2 separate regions of the Homo sapiens genome follow, and region 1 is linked to region 2. A link is a loop called in an ENCODE intact Hi-C map of the cell type or tissue named here. Cell type or tissue: dorsolateral prefrontal cortex. All regions are shown on one strand. Each heading gives the region's core, and the rest is flanking DNA. Links, peaks and the distances in the headings are about the cores only. Region 1 overlaps HMGB1 (high mobility group box 1). Region 2 holds the start of TRN-GTT2-4 (tRNA-Asn (anticodon GTT) 2-4).

Evidence for each region. A loop is a pair of places that touch in the nucleus more often than their neighbours do. Peaks named below come from ENCODE experiments on the same cell type or tissue, not always from the same donor. Only the 100,000 strongest peaks of a DNase experiment are listed, where the experiment ranks them.
Region 1: a loop joins it to region 2, with 3 times the contacts of the local background. A loop is called at or near these places in 20 of 110 quality-filtered maps.

The regions. Positions count from the first base shown.
Region 1 is chr13:30,456,403-30,463,143 of GRCh38, reverse strand. HMGB1 (high mobility group box 1) reads left to right here. Exons shown (of 5, transcript NM_002128.7): 4 at 432-606; 5 at 1,611-6,440. The coding sequence ends at 1,787. Among named protein-coding and RNA genes, the nearest start is that of HMGB1, 6.2 kb to the left of the region's middle. In dorsolateral prefrontal cortex, for the core only: CTCF peaks have their summits at 1,086 and 1,287 (motif pointing right); no DNase peak of the experiment used is centred there; H3K4me3 peaks cover 989 bases; H3K27ac peaks cover 1,633 bases.
Region 2 is chr13:30,671,000-30,677,777 of GRCh38, reverse strand. It overlaps TRN-GTT2-4 (tRNA-Asn (anticodon GTT) 2-4), which reads left to right and starts at 3,741; the gene lies at 3,741-3,814. RefSeq lists a silencer at 3,382-3,891. In dorsolateral prefrontal cortex, for the core only: CTCF peaks have their summits at 3,271 and 3,476; DNase peaks (open chromatin) are centred at 2,688 and 3,617; H3K4me3 peaks cover 1,500 bases; H3K27ac peaks cover 1,484 bases.

The DNA of each region.
Region 1 (6,741 bases), core at 1-2,500, 210 kb after region 2:
GCAAGCTACTTTGTCAGTTTAGAGTGTAAATGTACAATCAAAGTTTCTTAGCTAATACTTGTTCATATTGGTTATATTTAAATAGTATAAAATTCCTGTTGGGTGGGAGTGTTCCCAGAGCATTTGAATTAGACATTTGGTCTCCTTTGCCCAGTGTATCTCCTTTTGATCTTTTTATTTCTTGAAAAATACTATCCCTTTGAAATAGTGTAATTGTAGAATGTTCATCTAGGGTTCTAGCTAGTATAAATTAAATAGTTGTAAATTAAGCTTTGGTTGTGAAGGATATTTAGTATATTATAGTATTTGCACCCTGTCCAATGCATCACAGAAATTCACAGGCAGCTTTAAATAGCAATGCAGTGTACACTTGATAGTATTTGTTTTTGTGATCTGTTAACTTAAAATCCTAAAATTAATTTTTTTTTTAGTTCGGCCTTCTTCCTCTTCTGCTCTGAGTATCGCCCAAAAATCAAAGGAGAACATCCTGGCCTGTCCATTGGTGATGTTGCGAAGAAACTGGGAGAGATGTGGAATAACACTGCTGCAGATGACAAGCAGCCTTATGAAAAGAAGGCTGCGAAGCTGAAGGAAAAATATGAAAAGGTAAGAAGTGTGGGTTTGCTTGGTAAAATGATGACAAGTACGCCAGATGTATGATTGTACTTAGTTTGAGGTGTAATAAGTTTTTAGGGTAACAGCTACATTAAGTATGGTGTTGATATAAGTCCTCATCCTTCAAAGAATGCAGAGGACCAAATAAATTAGGGTTTTTTTGACTAAAATGTAATCAGACTCAGACAAAGGCTGTGTACATTTATGTTGGTTTTGTTATTCCCCAGTATCTTGAAGTTCATGAAAATGTTGGTAGTCACTTCAAGTCAAAAATGAGCATTTTCAAATGGCTTGGCATACAGTACAAAAACAGGCTAGACAAAGTAATATAGGCTATATTTTTCTTAGTCATATCCTGAAACATTTATGTTCTTTTCCTTTAGATACTCAAAAAACCACAGCATCACTAAGTTAAATTACAAGTCTGCTGCTCTGTCCAGTAAATTAATAAGATTAAGGAAATCTATAACTCTTATAGTTCAGTAAATTGAAATATTAAATACTTAATTTTCAGCTTTAGTCATTCTGAAAAGTGTTTATTTCTAGATGTTTCTTAACCTAATTGCATGTTTATTGACAAATTACCTTTTTTTTTTAAGACCACATTTCCTACTAAGGATTAAGGTCTGACAGTGTAAACCTGTAGAGTGCTTTTTTGCATTCAGAAGGTGGCAGTGTCTACCCTTTAATCAAAGTCTCTACATTCTGGTTTTAATAGAGTTAGGATGTGGTACATAATTGCACCTCAATGAGGCATAACTTTGCAAATATTAGACTATGCCATTTCATGAGTTATAGATTGTTATAATGATCTTGTATTTTTATGTTCATTTATTGAAGTTCTAGTTATTTCTGGAGTTGCTGTGGATCTACAGATACGTGATATTTTGGTATAACTAGAATCTTGATTTCTTTCATAAAGTTCTGCCATGTTCTATTTCTTTCCTTAATGTTTTTTTCTTCCCTACTGTTTTATCCTCCCTTTGCTTTGGAAGGATATTGCTGCATATCGAGCTAAAGGAAAGCCTGATGCAGCAAAAAAGGGAGTTGTCAAGGCTGAAAAAAGCAAGAAAAAGAAGGAAGAGGAGGAAGATGAGGAAGATGAAGAGGATGAGGAGGAGGAGGAAGATGAAGAAGATGAAGATGAAGAAGAAGATGATGATGATGAATAAGTTGGTTCTAGCGCAGTTTTTTTTTTCTTGTCTATAAAGCATTTAACCCCCCTGTACACAACTCACTCCTTTTAAAGAAAAAAATTGAAATGTAAGGCTGTGTAAGATTTGTTTTTAAACTGTACAGTGTCTTTTTTTGTATAGTTAACACACTACCGAATGTGTCTTTAGATAGCCCTGTCCTGGTGGTATTTTCAATAGCCACTAACCTTGCCTGGTACAGTATGGGGGTTGTAAATTGGCATGGAAATTTAAAGCAGGTTCTTGTTGGTGCACAGCACAAATTAGTTATATATGGGGATGGTAGTTTTTTCATCTTCAGTTGTCTCTGATGCAGCTTATACGAAATAATTGTTGTTCTGTTAACTGAATACCACTCTGTAATTGCAAAAAAAAAAAAAAAGTTGCAGCTGTTTTGTTGACATTCTGAATGCTTCTAAGTAAATACAATTTTTTTTATTAGTATTGTTGTCCTTTTCATAGGTCTGAAATTTTTCTTCTTGAGGGGAAGCTAGTCTTTTGCTTTTGCCCATTTTGAATCACATGAATTATTACAGTGTTTATCCTTTCATATAGTTAGCTAATAAAAAGCTTTTGTCTACACACCCTGCATATCATAATGGGGGTAAAGTTAAGTTGAGATAGTTTTCATCCATAACTGAACATCCAAAATCTTGATCAGTTAAGAAATTTCACATAGCCCACTTACATTTACAAACTGAAGAGTAATCAATCTACTCAAAGCATGGGATTATTAGAATCAAACATTTTGAAAGTCTGTCCTTGAAGGACTAATAGAAAAGTATGTTCTAACCTTTACATGAGGACTCTATTCTTTAACTCCCATTACCATGTAATGGCAGTTATATTTTGCAGTTCCCACATTAAAGAAGACCTGAGAATGTATCCCCAAAAGCGTGAGCTTAAAATACAAGACTGCCATATTAAATTTTTTGTTGACATTAGTCTCAGTGAAGACTATGAAAATGCTGGCTATAGATGTCTTTTCCCATTTATCTAAATATGGACTGCTCAGGAAACGAGACTTTCCATTACAAGTATTTTTAATTAATTGGGCCAGCTTTTCAAACAAAGATGCCACATTCAAAATAGGGTATATTTTCCTATATTACGGTTTGCCCCTTTATAAATCCAAGTAGATAGGAAGAAAGAAGACAAACTTTGCATCTCAGTATGAATTATTCAATTTATTTGAATGATTTTTCTTTACAAAACAAACTCATTCATTAGTCATGTTTATCTGCTTAGGAGTTTAGGGAACAATTTGGCAATTTTGTGGTTTTCGAGATTATCGTTTTCTTAAAGTGCCAGTATTTTAAAATAGCGTTCTTGTAATTTTACACGCTTTTGTGATGGAGTGCTGTTTTGTTATATAATTTAGACTTGGATTCTTTCCATTTGCATTTGTTTATGTAATTTCAGGAGGAATACTGAACATCTGAGTCCTGGATGATACTAATAAACTAATAATTGCAGAGGTTTTAAATACTAGTTAAATGGCTTTCACTTAAGAACTTAAGATTTTGTTACATATTTTTAAATCTTGTTTCTAATAATACCTCTTAGCAGTACCTTTTAAATAAGTATAAGGGATGGCAAAGTTTTTCCCTTTAAAAATACTCACTTTATGCTTATAAATAGGTTAATGGGCTGATAAAAGGTTTTGTCAAACATTGCAAGTATTCGGTGCTATATATAAAGGAGGAAAAACTAGTTTTACTTTCAGAATGATTTAAACAAGATTTTTAAAAACAAGATACATGCAAGCGAACAGCAGGGTTAGTGATAGGCTGCAATTGTGTCGAACATCAGATTTTTTGTTAAGAGGAGCAAATGACTCAATCTGATTTAGATGGAAGTTTCTACTGTATAGAAATCACCATTAATCACCAACATTAATAATTCTGATCCATTTAAAATGAATTCTGGCTCAAGGAGAATTTGTAACTTTAGTAGGTACGTCATGACAACTACCATTTTTTTAAGATGTTGAGAATGGGAACAGTTTTTTTAGGGTTTATTCTTGACCACAGATCTTAAGAAAATGGACAAAACCCCTCTTCAATCTGAAGATTAGTATGGTTTGGTGTTCTAACAGTATCCCCTAGAAGTTGGATGTCTAAAACTCAAGTAAATGGAAGTGGGAGGCAATTTAGATAAGTGTAAAGCCTTGTAACTGAAGATGATTTTTTTTAGAAAGTGTATAGAAACTATTTTAATGCCAAGATAGTTACAGTGCTGTGGGGTTTAAAGACTTTGTTGACATCAAGAAAAGACTAAATCTATAATTAATTGGGCCAACTTTTAAAATGAAGATGCTTTTTAAAACTAATGAACTAAGATGTATAAATCTTAGTTTTTTTGTATTTTAAAGATAGGCATATGGCATATTGATTAACGAGTCAAATTTCCTAACTTTGCTGTGCAAAGGTTGAGAGCTATTGCTGATTAGTTACCACAGTTCTGATGATCGTCCCATCACAGTGTTGTTAATGTTTGCTGTATTTATTAATTTTCTTAAAGTGAAATCTGAAAAATGAAATTTGTGTGTCCTGTGTACCCGAGGGGTAATGATTAAATGATAAAGATAAGAAAAGCGCCCATGTAACACAAACTGCCATTCAACAGGTATTTCCCTTACTACCTAAGGAATTGTAACCATTGCTCAGACATTGTAGGATTTAACTATGTTGAAAACTACAGGAGAGGCCGGGCGCAGTGGCTCACGCCTGTAATCCCAGCACTTTGGGAGGCCAAGGCGGGCAGATCACGAGGTCAGGAGATTGAGACCATCCTGGCTAACGTGGTGAAACCCCGCCTCTACTAAAAATACAAAAAATTAGCCAAGCGTGGTGCTGGGCGCCTGTAGTCCCAGTAACTCAGGAGGCTGAGGCAGGAGAATGGCGTGAACCCGGGAGGCGGAGGTTGCAGTGAGCCGAGATTGTGCCACTGCACTCCAGCCTGGGTGACAGAGCAAGACTCCATCTCAAAAAAAAAAAAAAAACACAGGAGAGACAACTGGTTTTTGAATGAAATACATGGGTACTGCCTTGCTTGACATCACATAGTCCTTGATGAAAGTTCACATTTAGGTCTGCTTGGTACAATACGCCTCCTAAAAAGGTCCTTGATGAAAGTTCACATTTAGGTCTGCTTGGTACAACACGCCTCCTGAAAGGGTCTGATAGCTTTCAGTAGCAGTAAGACACTTGCATGTGATGGTAAGGTATCTGCAAATTTGCACACACCGTACACAGCTTAAGTCTTAGAATTAACTTGCTAAAATGTGAGCCTTTGGTAATTAGGCTGTTTTATTAGGGAGTGTGATAATATTTGAATTTCTTTTCATATTTGTGCTTTGTGTCATTTTCAAATGACCCTTGAAATGTATTTTAAAAGTAGATAAAAGCCAGAAAGTGATTTGATTGTCTATCCAGCAAAAGATGGTGGTTCATTTTCTTGTCCTCTTAATACCAAGGCAGTGCTAATAACACTTGCCACAACTTGGGAAATTCCATGGGTCTATGCCACATTGCTCCCAGAGTAATGAGGCAAAATAGTGCTCTGTTATAGAATTGCTTGTTTCACGATACATCATGACAGATAACCATACAACATGGAATGACACAAACATAATATGCCACACTCCAGAATATGTAATGCTCGTCTTCCAGGGGGGTTCAGTCTAAGGTAATCTCTACCAGGAAGAAATGCTAGATGACTTTAGACATGTGCATTGGTTTGGACCTTCTAATTAGTGGAATTTTTACTTATTTTGACATGAGAGATTACATAGAATCTCTATGTTGCCCAGGTTGGTCTCCAAATCTGCTCAAACAATCCTCCCGCCTCAGTTTCTCAAGTAGCTGGGATTACAGGGACACACCACTGTGCTTAGCTTAAATAGTTGAATTTATTGGGCATCCACTGAAAAGAAGGAAGTAGGAATAAAATCTGCAATAGTATGACTAAACCTGTAAGTGAGCATGAGCAGTGGTGGGCAAGGGTATGCAGACTCTGGAATCCAGAAATAGAAAGTCAGTGGAAAGCCAGGCACAGTGGCTCACACTTATAATCCCAGCACTTTGGGAGGCCGAGGTGGGAGGATCACTTGAGGCCAGGAGTTTGACACTAGCCTGGGCAACATAGTGAGGCCTTGTCTACTAGAAATAAATAATTTTGCAGATATACTAAATACCATTTTAAAAATAAGTGGAAAAGGGATTAGAGAGATCCTTGTAAATTATGTACTCATATTCATTGTTCTCTTTAGTCACATAATTCAGTCATGTACGTGACATTCCACAGTATGGTGCTCCATAATACATATTTTTTCTTTTTTCGATCTCACTTGTATATGATCCATAATATTTTTCATCATTCCCTTACTGATGGACATTTAGATTGTTTCCTATTTTTTGCTGTTTAACAGTACTGCGCTGAACATCTGTACATTTCTCTCAGGCATGTGTGGGTCTTCAGATACCTCAAAAGTAGAACTGCTGAGTCAAAAGACATTTGCATTTAACATTTTGGAAGATGTTGATAAATTGCACCCCACCACCCCCCCCCCCCGCCCACAAAAGCTGTTATTTATGCTGTGAAACATTTTAACAATGATTTTGCAATTAATCAAGATTTTTACTGGTTTTTCTTTGGCTGTATAACTCTATTTTTAAAAACGAGAAATTAAAATACTGAAATACTGTCATTTGTCCAGAGCTACCTGACCAGAATAAGAAACACAGAGAGAATCAACTGAAAGACTCTTAGGACAAGCCACTGCTTTATTTAAACTGCTAAACTATTTCTCAAACTCCTGGCCTCAAACTATCCTCCCTCCCTCCTCGGCCTTGTTGCTGAGATTACAGGCGTGAGAACCACAGTTCCTGGCCTAAACTGCTAAACTATTTCTCTAAAGTTACTGCAGTAA
Region 2 (6,778 bases), core at 1,932-4,431:
AGAACTCCATACTGCTTTCCACAATGGCTGTACCATGTATATATATTTTTTTCTTTGGGGGAATTTTCTGTTCCTGTCCCCATTCTTATTTGTTTTATGTTGTCTTTAATTGAATTGTAAAAAGATTTTGTAAATATCAATTGATAAGTGCTCCTTATGTATTAGGAATTTAGATTTTCTATCACATTTTATTTTGTCCAGTTTACTTCATGGTCCTGGTTTTCATTTCCTCATTGATTCAGTGCATAGTCCCTGCATGCCTGCTATGTGCCAGGCCCTGCTGCAGTGTTGGGGTTACAGCACAGAGCAAAGAGACCAAAACCTCCATCCTCAGCGAACTTACATTTTAGTGGGAGCATGTACACGAGAGTGTAATTTTACAAACAGAAACACCCAGTTCCTGGAATGCCTGTTTTGTAGTTTGATAAGTACCTGTGATTAATTAAATGTTACTGCCCTAGTAATGCTGTTTTCCTTTCAGAAAACCATTGCACCCATGTGAATATGGAAGAAGAAAGACCCCTGAGCTTGGGCTAATGGAGAAAATTAGGTAATATTGTCAAATAAGTATGACTGAGAAGACATCCTTAAGACTTTCAGATGGGATTTAAGGAATCGAGAGCATGCTTAAAGGTTATTTCCTTTTTTTGCCTTCCATCTAGTCCTACAGGAGCCTCTAAAACCTTATAACCACTTGTTCATCCCACAGTCTGGACATGAAGTCTGGAGAAATGAAGTATAAAGGTGGGCTTGATGAGGACAGAGAAGCTTGTGGTCCGATAAACAGAGGGGACTGTCCCAGAAATGGCTTTATGGAATATCTGATACAACAAAGCTAACTTCACATAAGATTCCTTTCCCTCAATCAAGGTATAGAAGAGCCACCAAGACCTTCACCGGGAGCAAAACTCCCTCTACAGCCATGAGTGTGCACATGCGACTCATGGACCAAAGCCTTAGCACTTGGAAATGACTCCAGGGAAAGGCACAAACAGGATCTTGAATTGACTGAGACTGTGTTGACAATAGCAAAATAATAGGGAATCAAAATAGAAATTTTGTGGAGTTACAGAAAAATAAAGGTCTATTTCTTTCTTTTTTTTTCTTTTTTTTTTTTTTGAGACAGTCTTGCTCCATCGCCCAGGCTAAAGTACAGTGGTGCGATCTAGGCTCACTGCAAGCTTCGCCTCCCGGGTTCATGCCATTCTCCTGCCTCAGCCTCCCGAGTAGCTGGGACTACAGGCGCCCGCCACCACGCCCGGCTAATTTTTTGTATTTTTTAGTAGAGACGGGGTTTCACCGTGTTAGCCGGGATGGTCTTGATCTCCTGACCTCATGATCCGCCCTCCTCGGCCTCCCAAAGTGGTGGGATTACGCCACCGTGCCCGGCCTATTTCTTATGTATTTGAAAGATTTTGTTGTTGTTTTTTAAAAAAGGAATCACAAAAAGAGATCATCACCTAAACACTTAAGAAATTCCAGCAATTCTTAAGAAGAAAATGGAAATGCACCCAAAATTCCATTAAAATAGCATAATTTTAAGTTAACTTCTAAAACTGCAATTTGGACGGCATTATCTCTTCCAATATTTCCAAGGTGGAGACCATCAGTTCCTTCTTCATGGATTGGCTGCTCACAAGCACCACATGCCTAAATATCCCTCAAGGGCTAAAATAAAGATAACTAGCTCCAAAAGCTGCCCAGCACACAAGCAAGGACCTTGTGAAAGCAGGATCTCCAGATAGTCCTACTCAAAGATCCACCTTCTTCTCCTCTCCTTGCATGGCACAGGCCCCACTCTGCAAGCCCCCTGGGCCCTTTCCCTCTATCAGTCGCAGCTTCCTCCTTGCTGAAGCAGAAATGGCTCTTGCTGGGAGGAAGTGAGTAAACGAAGGGCCATAGAATTCAGATTGGTGGTGTCTGGAAAAGATGCCCAACACCACTAATCGTTAGAGAAATGCAGAGCAAAACCACAATGAGATGATACTTCATACCCATTAGGATGCCCATTATTTAAAAAAAAAATAGATGAGGAGAAATAGGGACTCTTGTACACTGTTGGTGCGAATGTAAAATGGTACAGCCAATAGCAAACCATGTGATCCAGCTACTCCATCTCTGGGTATATTCCCAAAAGAATTGAAAGCAGGGAATCAGTTATTTGTAGACCCATGTTCATAGCTGCAGGTGGAAGCAACCCTAATGTTCACGGAGAGATGAATGGAAAAGCAAAATGCGATACCTGCATACAGTGCAGCTTATTCAGCCTTATCCAGGAAGGAAATCCTGACACAGGCTACAACGTGGATGGACCTTGAAGACATATGGTAAGTGAAATAAGCCAGCCACAGGCAAACACCGTATGACTCCATTTACATGAGGTCTCTAAGAGTAGTCAAATTCAAAGGGACAGAAAGTAGAATGGTGATTGTTCCGACTAGAGGAGGGGAATCGTGAGTTACCGTGTAATGGGTAGGGAGCTTCTGTTTCGGAAGATGAAAAGGTTCTGGAAATGGATGGCGGTGATAGTTGCATAACAATGTGAATGTACTTAGTGCCACTGAACAGTGCGCCTAAAAAAATTGGCCGGGCACGGTGGCTCACGCCTGTAATGTCATCCCAGCACTTTGGGAGGCGGAGGCGGGCGGATCACGAGGTCAGGAGTACCAGACCAGCCTGGCCAGCATGGCGAAACCCCGCCTCTACTAAAAATACAAAAGTTAGCTGGGCGTGGTGGCAGGCGCCTGTATTCCCAGCTACTCGGGAGGCTGAGGCAGGAATCGCTTGAACCCGGGAGGCGGAGGTTGCAGTGAGCCGAGATCGCGCCATTGCACTCCAGCAACAGGGCAAGACTCCATCTCAAAAAAAAAAAAAAAAAAAAAAAAAAAAAATTCAGAAGTCAGGGAAAGGGAGAAGCCTTCAATGGCCATTTCAAACTGAAAGGCTATCTTAATTGCCAGTCCCTCTATAAGGCTTTTTTGATGTCCCCTAAACTATGCAATCTCAACAGAGGCCATATGCCTCAAAATGGGGTGCAAATTGGTTCTTAGAAGGTGGCAAAAATCATATTCTTTTTATGTACGAAGCACAGATATACATACAGTCTACATTGATACACAGCCTATCTATGTTCGTTGCATTTTACGGGGTGAGAGGTGATGAGATGAAAAACTGTCTAAGGAGAAGGGGCAATAGCGGCAACCCAGAAAAAGGGTTAGGTCCCTTAAGTTTGGGACCTAAGCGCACGTGACTCTCCATCCTTTAAACCTGTACAGCACGTGGTTCTTCCCTCCAAGCGTGTCGTATTCTCTCCGTGCGACCTATTCCCCTTGGCAGGTTCTCCCCTGGGTCCCTGGTTACTGGTGGCGCGCCCGGCCGGCACGGTCCCCGCCGCAGAGCACGCATGGCGCGCAGCCATTGCTGAGAGGATCTTTCCTACCCCGAGTCCGGGCCGACTGCGGACCACTGGCCGCTGCCGCCACGAGGGGCGCGCTTCGTCCCCAGAGAAGCCCGGAGTCACGCGGCCTCGCCCGCCCCCTCCCGCGCGCCGGGGCACAGCCTCTCCCCCCGCGGCGGCCGCTGGGCACCTCGGCCGCTTCCGCTGCCTCCTCGGCGCGCCCCGCGACTTCTCAGCCCGTGCCTGGGGTGGCAACGCCTGGGGTGGCGACGCCCAGGGTGGCTAGAGCGGCTGCCGGCGCCGCGGAAATCTGTACACACCGCAGCGCGGCCTGAGTAACTGGGTCTCTGTGGCGCAATCGGTTAGCGCGTTCGGCTGTTAACCGAAAGGTTGGTGGTTCGAGCCCACCCAGGGACGGTCAGTGCTTCTTTTCCCGAGACAACATTTACCCGATGGTTCATTTTAATAATGAGATTTTTAATCGAATAGGAGCATGATGCTACAACGTTTCTAGGACATGGACAGACAATATCCTCTTAATGTGTGGTGCCTAGTGGCTGGGCCCAAGGGAGAGACTGTGTCTGCACTGGAAGCCATGGTTTGGCAATTCTATTCCTACTACTTATCCAAGGGAAACTTGCACGTGTGCTTCAAGACACCTTCCCAACAATGCTCACAAACGGCAGTGGTAATAGCAAAACAGCAACTCAATTGCCCATTGACTGGTGAATTTATAAATTCCATTGGTGTTTCTCAGAAAAATCTGGCACCACCAAAAAGCAAATGTAGTTATTTAAGATTGTCTTCTTTGCTTCCAAAAGCATGAGCAGCCTTCCAGATGAAAACGTGTAGAGGAGTCATTATAAGCATATGGAAGCTTACCATCTTAAGAAACTATTTATTCAGTTAAGTTCTGTTACAGCTTTTGGACAACGGACTTGAATCTAGGGAAAAATGTTAATGTTTACCTTAGATTGCTGACAGAATTAACCCTGAAATTAAACTCCAGCAGAAATTGTGCGGGTTCCTGTTACAAGTTCTTGAATAACATATTTTCAACTCTGGTCTAACAGAGGACACATATTTTTCAAGCAGAATATTCACATAAGACTTTAAAGATAGAAAAACACATGATAATATGATAACATGATGATATAATTTATTTCTACCAAGATTCAGGTCCTATGGTAGGTGCTTTATCTCTGGGATCTACTTACCTCCAACAGAACTTAGAAGCCTGGAAGAAGGAGTAGTTAATAGAGTCACTAGGCTATCTTTAAAGGAATGCCTTGGCAAATGTTTGCTGATAGTTATCAATCAAATAATTGTCGATAACACAATACCCTCTGTTGTTTAGTTAGTAGCCCTGGAGAAGGAGACACAACGTCGTACTTACGGTGGAATTCCAGGCAACAGAACAAGTAGCTCTCAAAAATTTTCTTAGAGGCCGGGCGCAGTGGCTCACACCTGTAATCCCAGCACTTTGGGAGGCCAAGGTGGGCAGATCATGGGGTCAGGAGTTCAAGACCAGCCTGGCTAACATAGTGAAATCCTGCCTTTATTAAAAATATAAAAATTAACTAGGCATGATGGTGCACACCTGTAGTCCCAGCTACTCAGGAGGCTGAGGCAGGAGAATCACTTGAACCTGAGAGGTGGAGGTTGCAGTAAGCTGAGATCGTGCCACTGCACTCCAGCCTGGGTGACAGAGCAAGGCTCCTTCTCAGAAAAAAAAAAAAAAAAAAAAATGTTCTTAGGTAGGAATCTTTCCGATGCCCATCAAATTCCAAACGTCCTGTCTACACTTCTGGGTAGCTTATAGTAGAAACCACAAAATGAGGGGAAATTAGATCATAAGATAATTTATATACTGTTCAAACCTAGTCTTACATTTCAAGATGCAGGGCATATATTTGCTATCACTACAATTACAGGGACTTAGAAAACATGCCCTTGGAAAACATGCCCTTCCACTTTGAAGCTGAATATATTACCCTAGGCGAGAGCAGAGATCATTTTCTGTTATCAATGATCATTTTTAGGCTCCAAGGGATTTCCTTCAAGATACACTTCAAATTTTTTGTTGTTGTTGTTGTTTTCAGATGGAGTCTTGCACTGTTGCCCAGGCTGGAGTGCAGTGGCACAGTCTCCGCCCACTGCAAGCTCCGCCTCCCGGGTTCATGCCATTCTCCTGCCTCAGCTCCCTGAGTAGCTGGGACTACGGGCGCCCGCCACCACGCCCCGCTAATTTTTTGTACTTTTTTTTTAGTAGAGACGGGGTTTCACCATGTTAGCCAGGATGGTCTCGATCTCCTGACCTCGTGATCCGCCCGCCTTGGCCTCCCAAAGTGCTGGGATTTCAGGCGTGAGCCACCGCTCCCGGCCTCAAATTCTTGAGCTTAGCAAAAGGGCTTCTATAGTCCATACCCTAGTCTCCTACCATGTTCCTTCATGAAAGCTTCACACAGTTACATGCAGTTACCAAGGGTTCCCTGAGTTACCCATGCAGACTTACACGCCCCACCTAGATCCTCTCCCTGCTCTGCCCTTCTCCACCTCCACCCCACTTAGCTGGGAGACATCCGCTGAGGCATCACCTTCTCAGGGAACCTCCCCTGATGCTGCTTCGATCTAATATAGACACCCCTTCTCCCAGCAGTCACCACAACCCCCGGAAACAGTGAGTTGCTTGTCACCTCCACTGAGATATGAACTCCTTGGGAGTAGGGACCAGTTCTTCATTCCCAGTGCTTGCCCCTCTAGCACAGACCTGTCCCCTAGCACATGTTCAGTGCAGAGGCACTCTCTGCCTTCTCAGGGTATGGTTCACAGATGGACAACCAGATAAAAATGCATCTGATGGAGTGTCAGCAAGTCAGCCAAAGAAAAATGTTCCCAGGCCACGAAGTAAGTGGCCAACATAGACTGGGGCTGTGAGCCTTCATTGAGGATTTGAAACAACCCTGAGAGATGTGGGCAGGCAGGTGAGAGGCATTTAAGGCCAAGGAAAATTCCAGACAAAACGAGAGCGAGGGTAAGAAATGAACATAACCAGTACATAGGACAAGTGTACTTCAAGAAGGTGCAGGGGAAATGTTCTTAGCTCCTGGAAGGTCCTTGAATACCTAGGATGTGGCTAACTTTACCCCGTAAGGGAAGGGAGTAACTTATTAGAGATTTCTGTTTCAGGGTAGAATGAAATCTATTTTAGGTGATTAGTGTGGCAGCAATGTAGGGGAAATAGTAGATCAGAGACTAGTTAGGAGGAAATTATATTTCAAACGAGGCACAACGAGGTTCTGGGTTCAAATAGGCCTGGAGAAGGCAGCATGGGTGCAATTCAAGGGAAAATTGGGCAAGTGTTGGGGACTGCAGCAGTGG